Regions from separate parts of the Homo sapiens genome. Here region 1 is linked to region 2. A link is a contact called in ENCODE POLR2A ChIA-PET data. All regions are on one chromosome and are shown on one strand. Each heading gives the region's core, a stretch centred on a gene start or an enhancer-like site at or near the end of the contact. The rest is flanking DNA. Distances are from core to core; before and after follow the strand shown. Region 1 holds the start of UBL7-DT (UBL7 divergent transcript). Region 2 overlaps ARPP19 (cAMP regulated phosphoprotein 19).

Region 1 (6,374 bases), core at 3,502-6,001, about 22 Mb after region 2:
CAGAAACTCTGCCTGCCTAAGGGCTGCCCCTCACTCACCCGGTTTCTGATCAGGTTCAGGCCAGGACTTTCGCAGAACATGGACAGTGGACCCAGGTTGAATGCCATAGAAGTCAAGTGTCTGGTCATCTTTTAGCTTCCGACCACAGTAGATCAGATCTAAAAAAAGAACTGTCCACTTATATTTTGCTCCTCAAAACAAATTTACATGGTTTTTGTCCCGAGAACCTTATTTTGATTAGATAGCTGGAGAATGATACATGTTTTAAAAGATACTCTTATTCAATAACTTAACAAATACTTTTTTTTTTTTGGAAAACAGGGTCTTACTCTGTTGCCCAGGCTTGAGTGCAATGGCACCATCACGGTTCACTGCAGCCTCAACCTCCTGGGGTCAAGCAATTCTCCCACCTTAGCCTCCTGAGTAGCTGGGACTACAGGCACATGCCACCACACCCAGCTAATTTTTGTAGTTTTTTGTAGAGACGGGGTTTTGCCATGTTGCCTAGACTAGTCTCTTAACTCCTGGGCTCAAGGGATCCTCCTGCCTTAGCCTCACAAAGTGCTGGGATGACAGGCGTGAACCACCATGCCTAGCCAATTAAATACATTTCAACAACTATTTGCAAATATAAACTCATAAAATGGACTTACATCGAATCTGGCCAGATGTGGTGGCTCACACCTATAAACCCAGCACTTTTGGAGCCTGGCCGACATGGCGAAACCTGGGCCATGGCGAAAATTAGGGCCGGGCACGGTGGCTCACACCTGTAATCCCAACACTTTGGGAGGCCGAGGTGGGTGGATCACCTGAGGTCAGGAGTTCAAGGCCAGCCTGGCCAAGATGGTAAACCTCGTCTCTACCAAAAATACAAAAATTAGCCAGGCATGGTGGCAGACGCCTGTAATCCCTGCTACTCAGGAGGCTGAAGCAGGAGAATTGCTTGAACCCAGGAGGCGGAGGTTGCAGTGAGCCAAGATCACACCACTGCACTCCAGCCTGGGCAACAGAGCAAGACTCTGTCTCAAAAAAAAAGAAATATATATATATATACACACATACACACAAAAATTAGCCAGTTGTGGTTGTGCGGGCCTGTAATCCCAGTTATTCAGGAGGCTGAGGCAGGAAAATTGCCTGAACCTGGGAGACAGAGGTTACAATGAGCTGAGATCTCGCCACTGCACTCCAGCCTGGGCAACAGAGCAAGACTCCGTCTCAAAAAAAAAAAAAAAAAAAAAGGATTCACACAGAATCTATCCACAGAAAAACTCTGGAGTTTAACATTGTGGAGGCTGCCCAATTTAAATCAATGGAAAAACAACAAAATAGGATGAACCCAATCCAGGTATGACTGAAAACATCTTTCTTGCCAGTTGGATCCTTTAGCTATTAAAAATTACCTTTTCAGTGTAATTTAATTATATTTAAATTCCTCCCTCCTCCACCTGGACTGCCCACGCCACTTTTTCTTTTTTACTGCCTTTCCTTTACTCAGTCAACCAAGCAAAAATCCTTCTAATCATCCCTGAAGACCTACCTCAAATATACTGAGGAGCCTCCCCTGACCAACTTCTCCTTTCCTAACTCATCCCAAACTTCTGTTCTTTCAGAAAAAGAATTCACAATGTTGGCCAGGAGCGGTGGCTCATGCCTGTAATCCCAGCATTTTGGGAGGCTGAGGCGGGCAGAATCACAAGGTTAGGAGTTCAAGACCAGCCTGGCCAACATGGTGAAATCCCATGTCTCTACTAAAAATACAAAAATTAGCTGGGCATGGTGGTGTGTGCCTGTAATCCCAGCTACTCGGGAGGCTGAGGCAGAATTGCTTGAACTGGGACCCAGGAGACAGAGGTTGCAGTGAGCCGAGATCGCACCACTGCACTCCAGCCTGGGCTACACAGCAAAACAAAAACAAAAACAAAAAACAAGACAATGTCATAAAGAACCTGGTGATAAGGTAGTTCAGTATAATACATGGCTGAAATGGCAACCAATAGTTTCATTATATGATTTGTGTTTCTATTTACCCAACATTCACTTCCCTGGAGTGTTAACATTATGAGGCAACAAATCCCAAGCCCTTACTTTACTCTTGTAATTCCAGAAGTATCCTCCCCCAAAAGAGATCAGAGCAGCAGCCCAACCCCAGTCCAGAGAGACTCACCAATCAGCTCAGGGTCTGGAACAGACTCCTGGAGTTTGCCAGCAATAAGCTGCTTCAGAAATGAAATACTATAGCCCCCTAGCGAGTATTCTCCCAGTTCTGTCTCTGGCAACCGAAGAATAGACTTTGGAGTAAGTGGCTGGTCAGCCAGCTTCACCGCCAGGTGCCAGTCTGAGAGAGACATCCTCTCTCTTTCGCGCTCTCTCTTTCTCCCTGTAAAAGAACAAAACCTCAGTGGTTAAAAGACAGACCACCACTCTACTCCACCCCCACCCACCAAAGGGTTGAATGAAAGACAATTCAATGTGACACTGTTGAAGAGGCATAGGGCGTACCATCAGGAGGCCAGAACTAGAATCTGGGGTTCTCTCTCTACTCATACTGTGATGGACAGCTCTCTAGGCCTCAGTTTCTTCATCCCTAACGTGGACATAAAAACGCCATCCAATCTAATAGGAATGTTGTGAGAGAGATCATCTAACCCTCTCCCTTCTGTATGCCCCTTTTTCCAATTTTCTTCAACTGTTGCTTGAACCAGTAGAACAGCTTTATAACAAGTTCCCTGCCTCTTGCCTCTCCCTATCAAATATCTATGCTGCCACCTAACAACACCCATCATTTTTTTTTTTTTTTTTGAGACGGAGTCTCGCTCTGTTGCCCAGGCTGGAGTGCAGCGGCGCGATCTCGGCTCACTGCAAGCTCCACCTCCCAGGTTCACGCCATTCTCCTGCCTTCCTGCCTCAGCCTCCCAGGTAGCAGGGACTACAGGCACCCGCCACGACGCCAGGCTAATTTTTTTTTTTTTTTGTACTTTTAGTAGAGACGGGGTTTCACTGTGTTAGCCAGGATGGTCTCGATCTCCTGACCTCGTGATCCACCTGCCTCGGCCTCCCAAAGTGCTGGGATTACAGGCATGAGCGACTGCGCCTGGCCACAACCCATCATTCTAAAACACAGATCTGACCAAGTCACTTCTCTGCTTAGAACTCTTCCAATGTCGGGCTGGGCGCGGTGGCTCATGCCTGTAACCCTAGCACTTTGAGAGGCCTAGGCGGGCGGATTGCCTAAGCTCAAGAGTTCAAGACCAGCCTGGCCAACATGGTGAAACCCGTCACTACTAAAAATACAAAAATTAGCTGGGCGTGGTAGTGCGCACCTGTAGTGCCACCTACTCGGAAGGCTGAGGTTGCAGTGAGCCAAGATCACGTCACTGCACTCCAGCCTGGGTGACAGAGAGAGACTCTGTCGCAAAAAAAAAAAAAAAAAAAAAAAAAAAAGCCAGACGCGGTGGCTCACACCTGTAATCCTGTCACTTTGGGAGGCCGCGGAGGACGGATCACTTAAGATCAGGTGTTTGAAACCAGCCTGGCCAACATGGTGAAACTACATCTCTACTATAATAGAAAAAATTTGCAGGGCGTGGTGGCAGGCGCTTGTAATCCCAGCTACTTGAGAGGCTGAGGCAGGAGAATTGCTTGAACCCGGGAGGTGGAGGTTGCAGTGAGCCGAGATAGCGCCACTGCACTCCAGCTTGGGCGACAGAGACTCCGTCCCTCCCTGCCCCACCCCGGCCCCCCAGAAAAAGACCTCTTCCAATACCTCTAAACCATCTATATAAATTAAGTCTAAACTTCATCGCCTGGCTTACAAAACTCCCTGCCAGCCTCATTCCCCAACAGAGCCCTACCCCTGCAAAGGACCTCCACAACATGTAAGTACACACTCATAACAAAGCTCTCCCCTATTTTACACCTCTGCTCATCTAACTCTGCATGTAATTTCTCTTCCCTTTTTGGCCTTTTAGCAAACTCCTACCGAAACCAACACAGATTCAATAACCTCAGTCCCCTCTCTTTCCTCTGTTGTTCCCACATCCCCTCAGAACAAAAGGGCTACAAATATCTGCTTGCCCCCTCCTCCACCCCAATTCTTGAATGCCCTTGAAAACAAAAGACTAAAGTTTTCTTCATCCTTGTCCCCATACCTGGCATACATGGAACCCCAGAAAATAAATCAGAAACTCTGACGGCGGAAGAATCTTGCAAAGCAAGATAAGTTCTTGTTATAGTCATCATTATTGCTTCCAAAGAGACCTCTGATAGAGAAGAGGAAAGAAAAGGCTGTGAAGCTGCCTAGCAGACCTTCAAGCATCCTCAAGGTATCTTCCACCTCAAGTTTATGCCAGAAGGAGGTCGTTTTATATACCATGTCTCACTTAATCCTCACAACGGTTCCCTAAGGCAGGCATTAGCCACATTTTAAAGATGAGGGAAGCAAGACTCAGTAAAATCACTGGCCCAAGGTCACAGATCGCTAGTAATGGGGCAGGAACACTATCCGGTGGCGACCTCACCGCTCCAGTGGGACCAGCTACTTGGCTGACACACATCGAGCCCGCGCTGCCCAGGGCCCCAGCGCCCTCACCCGTCCCGCGGAAGGAACCCGGCCGCACTGCCGCCGGTGTAAACACTCACTCTGGCCCTCTCGCCGGAAACCGGAAATTCCGCGCTGCATTCTGGGAGTTGCAGTTCCCGCTGTGGCCCCCCGCCCCCTTATAAACAGCCAGTCTACAAGAGGCGCTAGTTGCAAAGCTTCCGGTTCTGGGGGAAGGCGTGGCTTCCGCGCTCTTTGAAATGTCCGGCGCCGGAATGTCTGGGTGCTTTGGTTGGAGAGGGTCCCATTTCCAGTCATTCTTCAGCCTGGTGATTCCCGCGCTCCCCTGAGGAGCATATGAAGTACGTCGGTTCTGCCAGGTTGGAACGCGCTGCTGGACACTCGGCCGTAAGGCGGATCCCGGATCCCCTCCCACTCCGACCCTTCCCTCCAGAAGGGCCGGTTCCCAAACGGCCCCTTTAGACACATCCAAGCGGTTGCCGACGGCCCTCACGATGAAAACTGCTGTCCGTTGGTGAAGGCAGCCTCTTCTGTGCTCCTCGCCGCTGACTTCCTGAGGCGGACCTACCTGTGGAGGCATACCAGGAACCAGACGATGACCCCCTCCAAAAGTTGGGTCTTTGAGGAGAGCTACTAACTTGGGTTCCTGGTACACCCTCTACATGCAGTGGTGAAGCTTATCTAACAGTCATTCATAGAATCAGTTTGGGAAGGGGAATTTTCACTGAACTCTCATAGAGAAACTGTGTTTTAGATAACAGAAAGTTCTGCACGGTTAAAATGGAACAGAAATTTTTTTGCACAGAAATTAGGATTACCGAAAATACTGAAGAAAGACTACCTCTGATTGGACTCTTCTCAAGGAATTAATAATTCAAGAACTAAGGAAAGAAAAAAGTGATTATATGAAAATACTGAAGTTGATCGTAGCAGCTGAAGGCTGATCCTGTGTGGGTAAATGTAAACGCTGAATTCCCACATTCCAATGTGCGACCTGGGATTAAGGCAGCAATTGAGCAGGGTAATGTTACTGAGGAGAGCGAACAGATCGCAGGATCTCAGAAGGCCTAACATTAAAGGCAGATCACCCCTCTGTTCTCATAAGTTATATGGGGAGTTTTGAAATGGCTTTCACTGTCTTCAGGGAGTTTATCTTCAGGATAACTCCCATGTATGTTGTGGGCGCATTAGGAACCCATGGCTGTTCCCAAAGTCTCCCTTTCCCATCCTACCCATTTTTAGATATACCCCCTCTTTCAGTAATCCTTCCTAACTAGACTTCTTTAGACTCCTTCCTCTCCTGCCTACTAAGTTACTTGCACCTGAGCTCCATAATTTATCAAAATTATATATTGTGAATACTTTCCCAGTTCATGATTTTTTTTTTACTCTTAATGGTATTAGATAATTTAATTTCATTTTAAAACTTTTTTTTTTTTTTGAGACGGAGTCTTGCTCTGTCGCCCAGATTGGAGTGCAGTAGTGGCCGATCTCGGCTCACTGCACCCTCCGCCTCCCGGGTTCAAGAGATTCTCATGCCTCAGCCTCTTGAGGAGCTGGGGCTACAGGTACCTGCCACCACGCCCGGCTAATTTTTGTATTTTTAGTAGAGACGGGGTTTCACCACGTTGGCCAGGCTGCTCGAACTCCTGACCTCAGGTGATCCCAAAGTGCTGGGATTACAAGCGGTAGCCACCACGCCCGGCCTGAAATTTTGTTGTGATGGTTAGTGCCTTTTGTGTCCTATGTAAGAAATCTTTGCCTGCCCTCGTTATGAAGATACTATCCTAGGTTTTCTTCTGTGTTATTT
Region 2 (7,168 bases), core at 1,143-3,642:
AAATATTAATTATGTATTTTACAAACAAAACTCAAGCAGTTGTTTTATTACTTGTCCCAAACCACAGGAGCAGTTCTATCGTGGTCAGGAATAACATGGTCTCTGATCTTTCAGATTAATCTTTCATGTGTGAATTTAATGGTAATTACTTGCAAATATTCATGAAAAAAACCAAGACTAGATATAGAAATTCTACTCTGGGTTATTTTAAACTTCTTAAATTGATTCTATAATGAGTATATACTTGCTCTCATTACAAATATATATATATAACTGATCTTTACATTACAAATGACCACAGCAGTGACTGTGTTGCTTTTCTGCCTTTTGGGGTGAGTAGATCAGGAAGATAATCAGCAAGCTTTCCTCAGAGCACTAGGCAGCCTTTAACTTAAGGTGCTATGTTTGAGGCACCATTGACTATGATTTGGGGTCATAGGAGAGCAGGTATACTGATGGAACCAGGATTCAGAAAAGATGCCTGGATCCAAAAACGGGAGGCTCTCTGCAAGTCAAAGATGAAGAGAAAAATAGTAGCATCTCAAGCTACTGATCCTGAGTATCATGCTACAGCATTACAACTACTTGTGAGAGGAGCTCCTACAAGAGCAGTAAACTTGTCCCAGTAAAGTCTGCTAAGTTCTAACTAGATAAGCCACAAGTAAAACTAAATTGGTATTTTACTAAAGTGACATCTACAGAAGCAAACATCTAAACATTTTTAATAGGAGTTTTACCTGTCATGTAAATTACTCTAATTGTCACAAGCCTAATTCAATTAGCTTGTCATAATTCCTAAAATAATTTACCAAAATTCAGCTCATCTTGACATAGGTTCTTGAGCCAGTATTCCGAACCGTTTCATTATAAAGTTCCTTTTATTTAAACAATTGTAGAATATTAGTAATAATAAAGGATCAAGAATAGTTAACTTGAGCCTAGGAGTAAGGTTGCAGTGAGCTGTGATTGCACTACTGCACTAGAGCTCAGGTGACAGAGCAAGGCCCTATCCTAAAAAAAAAAGAGAAAGAAGTTAACAACTGAGAAATTAGAAGGAAAACGCCATTATTGTGTTATATAAAAGAGTAAGGATATAGACACCTATGCTTCCATATACAACAAACAGCTCAATACCATTTGAGTCAAAGAACAAAGGGGAAAAAAAAGCAGGTGGCAGAGGGCATGGAATGCAGAGTATTGAAGCCTTTTATTCTAGGGTCTCCAAAACTGAGTGTGGAAGTAAAAAGTTTCTACATTTAAAAAGTTTATATAAATTACATGAATTGCAACTTTCATAAAAATCAAAATGAAAGGTTCTGCATAGGACAAAAGATATGCCTAAGCAACATATCGTATTTGCACAAGGCCACTGAATGTCATGGATATTAGTAACAAATGAAAAGCTTAAGTCTATGGCAGATTGAACTAAGATTTCAGTTTGGTATTCTATAAGCCCGAGATTGTAAACTACTCTTATTATACAAAAGCTATAATGATTTACAGAGTTTTGTGTAGGAACTCTTGTGCTTCTGGTTGGCACATTATCTACTTTTTAAGTATGTGAAATTAATACAGACATTTGTGAGAGGTTGTGCAAAACTACTGTATTTACAAAAATGGCACAAAAGTGAATTCAACAGTTAATGCACATGCATACTTCATTCACATCTTCAACAACAAAAGGTATTCTAACTCTACAGAACTGAATATTAGCTTCAACGGCAGCTGTTAAGCACTAGAGTCACATAAGTTACACCAGAATGGGCAAATATTGCCCAAGTAAAATTCTACTGTTAAAGCTGAAACAGGTTTAAGGCCATTCAAGTTCAAGCACAGAGATACAAATCTTTCAGAGCCCCATCTAGTTGTGTTTGAAATATGTGACCTTTCTTCTAACTTGTGGTCTTAAACTTCTGTTTTACAAAATCCAAAAGGTAAATACAGAAGAAATCAATACAATAGAGATTATATTAAATAAGAGTAACATACAAAGCTATAATTAAGATGAAGTAATGAAAGCCAAAACATTAAAATTTTAAAACTTGCTTGTTACTTGTTAGAACCAGTACTACACTAGAAGTTAGGTAATATATACAACTATTTTCAAGTAGTTTACTTATGTTGCTCTAACATGTCCTCTTCACCAGTGCACTGTTAAACTAATCAAAAACTCTACACACGTATATTCCACAATAGCAGCACACACTACTGCTACCTGCAAAGCTGTCAGTCTCAAATGACTAGTGAATGAAAGGAAATAAAAAGTAGATAAGTAACATATTAAGGAGAAATAATGAGATTTAGCAGATTCATGCAGTTCAGCCTCTTAATCAGCCAGCCAGCTTGCTAGCAACAAGGGACGGCTTCCGTTGAGGAAGGTCTTGCGGAGTGGGAATGTGGTCACCAGTGACCTCCGTCTTATCCGGAGCTGCAGTAGGAAGTTGCTTGTTCTTCATTTTTGCTTTAGCCATGTTGTAATCCCCAGAATCAAAATATTTTTGCTATAAGTAAAAACAAAAAAAATTCAGATTAGAGCTTAGCAATTACTGATTTAAGATGTCGATGCAACCCCATACTGTCCGTATAAGGTTGGTCTAAAAGAATTTAAACAGGAATATTAATTAGATGAAATAGTCTCTGTACTGAGTTCCAGCATAAGTCAACAGCCGAGAAGCCCCCCTTCAGACTGGGCACAGTGGCTCACTCTTGAAATCCCAACACTTTGGGAGGCCAAGGCAGGCGAAACACTTAAGGTCAGGAGTTCCAGGCCAGCCTGGCCAATATGGCGAAACCCTGTCTCTACTAAAAAAAAACAAAAAAAACAAAAAACAAACATTAGCTGGGTGTGGTGGTGCACATCTGTAACTCCAGCTACTCCAGAGGTTGAGGCTTAAGAGTCATGTGAACCTGGGAGGTGGAGGCTGCAGTGAGCCAAGATTGCCCCACTGCACTCCAGCCTGGGCAACAGAGACTGTCTCACAAAAAAAAAAAAAAAAAAAAAAAAAAGAACCTGCCTTCAGGCTTTCTTGAACCATTCTGGTTCTAATAAAGAACCATCAAGACTAATATAATATTAAGCTATTTGGGAAGTCCCAGACTCAGTGAAATAAAATCTTTCATTTACTAATGGAACAACCAGGTGAAACACTTGCTTAAATTATTTTATAAATAAAACACATAATTTGGCTGGGCATGGTGGCTCATGCCTGTAATCCCAGCACTTTGGGAGGCCGAGTTGGGTGGATCACTTGAGGTCAGAGGTCAGGAGTTTGAAACCAGAACGGCCAATATGGTGAAACCCCGTCTCTACTAAAAATACAAAAATTAGTCGGTTGTGGTGGCAGGTGTCTGGAATCCCAGCTACCCTGGAGGCTGAGACAAGAGAATCGCTTGAACCCGGGGTGTGGAGGTTGCAGAGAGCTGAGATTGTGCCACTGCACTCCAGCCTGGGCGACAGAGCAAGACTCTGTCTCAAAAACAAAAAAACCAACCCCCCCATAATTATAGTTATTAAAACTATTATTTACAGTTCCTGGTATTCTGTTATTTAGAACAAGTGTTTCTGCAAGAATTTAAATCATACTTATTTGAACTAGAGCAGTTTACCAAAAATTAAGGTAAAAATATAAATATTAGAGTAATGAAAGAAATAAACTCACTAGAAATTATTACTTAAAATGCATATCCCTACTCCACACCTCCTCCATTTTTCACAGAGAGACATGAAGTATGACTACTGCTTTTTTTTTAGCTGCCCTTTACCACTAACATGCAAATTGTGATGAGAGCTAAACATCAACCTTAATACAACTAACCTACTTGACTTCCAGAGCAAAAACATAAATTTGCCTGGGTTCTAACTTACACCTATCATGCTGAGCCCATCTTTACTGAGTGCCTGCTATATGTGAGGCACTATGTGAGAGCTGGAGTCAGATACAAAGATGGGACAATAGTCAAGTAAATCAACAATTACAATACTGCCTTAAGCACACACAGTGCTATATGGTGCTCAAAGAAGGGGGCTCTAATCTCAGTCTTGGGTTGGCAAAGGAAATAATCCAGGTATGAAACAAGGGCTTGGACAAAGGGTGAAGGGGAAGAAAACAGATAATATTTATGGAATCTTAAGCTAATATCTTCAGGGATACTTCATGTGATAAAACAAAATAGCTAGGAACTCACAGCTTAGTATAAGACTATTGAGTGGCCTGAGGAAAAAGTCTCATTGGCTGCTTTCCTCCACCACTTTTTGATAAGCCAGACCTGGTCTATGGCCCAAAGGCCTAAAGACAGAAACTGCTTTAATGTATTACTGTATATGTACCATACGGAACAGTAACAAGGAACCCTGGAACAGGCCCATCTAAAGCTTTCTGCAGCTTCACTTCTGTATGTTTTAAAATGAGCAGACAGAAAAACCTCAGAATTGTGATGCACTGTAATATATTAAAAAGCTATTTCTGAATTTTGTAGCCTCTAGAGGAGAACAAAGCAGCCTGCCAAATTTCTTATTTTGTCAGAAGCACATACTGAGAAATTTAACACACATGTAAATTTTAGGCAGATTTTCCCCCTATGTAATAAACGCAGTTTCTAATGTAAGTAATTTTATAGTAAGCAAAAGTTCATCACAAGGGGGTCTCAATTAACTGTAGATTAGGCTACTCTGCTTGGGGGAAAGGAATTAAATTTAGTGTGACTAGAGATAAAACTAAAATCAATGCCTGACAATTAGAATTGCCCTAAAAAGGAAAAGGTTACTGCAAAAGGCAGAGATTCAGCAAAGACAATAAAACAACAAAGATGTCAGAGAAAGAAGCTAATGCTTTAAGATAGAGAAGTGAACTAATGTTTATCAAATTGGGATCCACAGATAACAACGATGATGATATGTCTTTAACAATCTCTAAATTTCATGAGTTTGTAATGAAAATATTTAAAAATTAATTATGATCTAGATGACAATCTTATAAAAGCCTCCTCTCACACAAATTTATGGGCCATACTTACATCAGCATTTACAACTACACTGACACTAAGTGATCACCTAAAGTGGTAATGTTCAACTTTAAAGCCATGTTTCTTACAACTGGATTCTCTGTTTTCTAGGGACTTCACAACCCCTACAAATATGAAAAAACAAAACAAAAAGCAAAAAGAAATAAAAAATGTAAAAACAGGCCACACAGCTTCTTGATATCCCTCCCAGCTCTGATAATCTATGTAGTCATGTGTACACAGTCATATTGTTAAAAGCCTAATAATAACATTAACCTCATAATAACATTAATGAGTACAACACAAGAAGAGACCTATTATAATAATCATAATATCTAATCAAACCTTCTCAAATTAAGAAGCTACTTAAAGATGCTAAGGTAATTTGTCAAGTTTGCTAACTAGTGATAGAGGAAAATTAAAACCCAGAACCTGTGATCCAGAGTTTTAAAAAAAATCAAAACTTCATATAAAATAACTTATTCACTGACATTCTGTTATAATACAGAATCATTAAAGAGCTCACTTCTCAAATTCTATCTACTTATTTCTTGATTCAGTAGCATTTTCTTCATTCTCAACTATTTATATCTACAACACCAACTCCAAGATACAATGTATATGAAATCTGACTTGAAGATACTTAAAAATAAATAGTTCAAGCTAGAGAAAAATTACAGTGACAATTGGCCCAATGTTGGAAGAAAGCCTATTAGCCAAGGTTATGCTGGAGATTAGCAAAGAAAATATTTCCTAAACAATAATCAAATCAAAATAATTTAATAGCCAAAGATTAAATAATTTATCTCATAACTAAAAACACAGTTGTCATTCTACTTCTTCTATTTATCCCCTATATTATGATCTTTATGTTCTAAAATAACCACATAATACTATTTTATTGACTTACTTCAATTTATTTAATCATTTCTCTGCTGTTGAATAGTGGTGCTGCTACTAATTATAGTTATAAGCTATAAGGAGGACCTTCCAACTTGGAAGACTTTCCTTGTACTGAATTATACTCTTAGATTAATAAATAAGAGATTATTGATTTGAAGAACATTTTTATAAACCTTAATCCATACCCTGTTCTGAAACGAGTAATAATTTTTAATGTTTAAACACAACAAAGAGCATATTAGTTTCATTCAACTTCAACCTTAGCAATAGGTATTATTTTAAACATTTTTGCAATTTAGTTATATAAATACTATGATGTAATTTGCATTTCACTGATGTCTATAATATATAAACATTTCTCTGTTTTTTATATTTCCTGTTAAAATCCTTTATCCAGGAGCACCTTAAGTGTTTTTCTTGTACACTTAAAAGTTCCCTTTCATATATTTAAAAGTTTCTGTATGTATTTTAGACATTAACTAACATTTTTGTAATAACTTCCCTACTTGATTATATATTTCATGGTACGGGAGTTTTACATCTTCATAAATTTGGTGTCATTATTCCATCATCCTAGTATTTCAAAGCTGTGAATATTATTCTTTCATGTAAGATTAAAAATACCATTCTATTTTTTGCCACTTTAAAACAATCCATATGTACCTAGAGCTAATACACACACAGACGTGTTTTAAGCAAGGAGCCGATATCAGTATATGAATGTATTTAAGGAGAAACATGATTTAGCATCTCATTCAACAATTCTCTTCCGTAAGTAGTATTTCATCCTTCCCTGTATAGTAAGTAATTTGAATATGCTTAAGCTGAAGATGGAACTCTCTAATTTTTTACAGCAAAGGAAGGGGTCACAGGACAATACTTAGGGAACAAACAGGCCAGCATTATCTCAATCTCATTATTGAGAAATAATGGTATCTACCTCGCAAAACATGGCAAGAATTTGAAAATAATATCTTCAGTAATTTGAACTATGAAAATGAAAATGTTTAAATTGTATTAGAGTAAATCTGACTGTGAAACATATTACATAAAGGAGATAGCTGTGCATTTATTAAGTGATCATTTCATCCAAATAAGTATTTTAAGCTTTTGAATGTTGTGTGGGAATCACCTGCAAAAAATATGGAAGTTTCAAAATATGGGCAGAAGGATAAACACCAGCTTCTGGATAGTGGCTGCTTTTGGAGAGATAAGGGAAAGGGCTCATATTTACATATAGGGTGGGTTTCAACAGTATCTACAA

The links. ChIA-PET counts read pairs that join two places held with the same protein, here RNA polymerase II (POLR2A).
Region 1: POLR2A ChIA-PET joins it to region 2 with 10 read pairs in AG04450. The contact joins the promoter of UBL7-DT here to the enhancer-like site in region 2. POLR2A ChIA-PET finds 5 or more read pairs at or near these places in 2 of 52 experiments (AG04450 and B cell).

What each region holds. Positions count from the first base shown.
Region 1 is chr15:74,456,514-74,462,887 of GRCh38, forward strand. UBL7-DT (UBL7 divergent transcript) reads left to right here and starts at 4,752. Exons shown (of 4, transcript NR_120377.1): 1 at 4,752-5,514. UBL7 (ubiquitin like 7) reads right to left here and starts at 4,647. Exons shown (of 11, transcript NM_032907.5): 1 at 4,524-4,647; 2 at 2,171-2,383; 3 at 39-158. The coding sequence starts at 2,354. RefSeq lists enhancers at 3,213-3,732, 3,888-4,734, 4,189-4,278, 4,569-4,718, 5,666-6,166 and 1 more.
Region 2 is chr15:52,549,604-52,556,771 of GRCh38, forward strand. It overlaps ARPP19 (cAMP regulated phosphoprotein 19), which reads right to left. Exons shown (of 3, transcript NM_006628.6): 3 at 1-2,501. The coding sequence ends at 2,331. Among named protein-coding and RNA genes, the nearest start is that of ARPP19, 16 kb to the right of the region's middle. Within about 2 kb of position 2,393, at least 4 of the 41 ENCODE cell types and tissues checked have a DNase peak (open chromatin) inside an H3K27ac peak, as active enhancers do.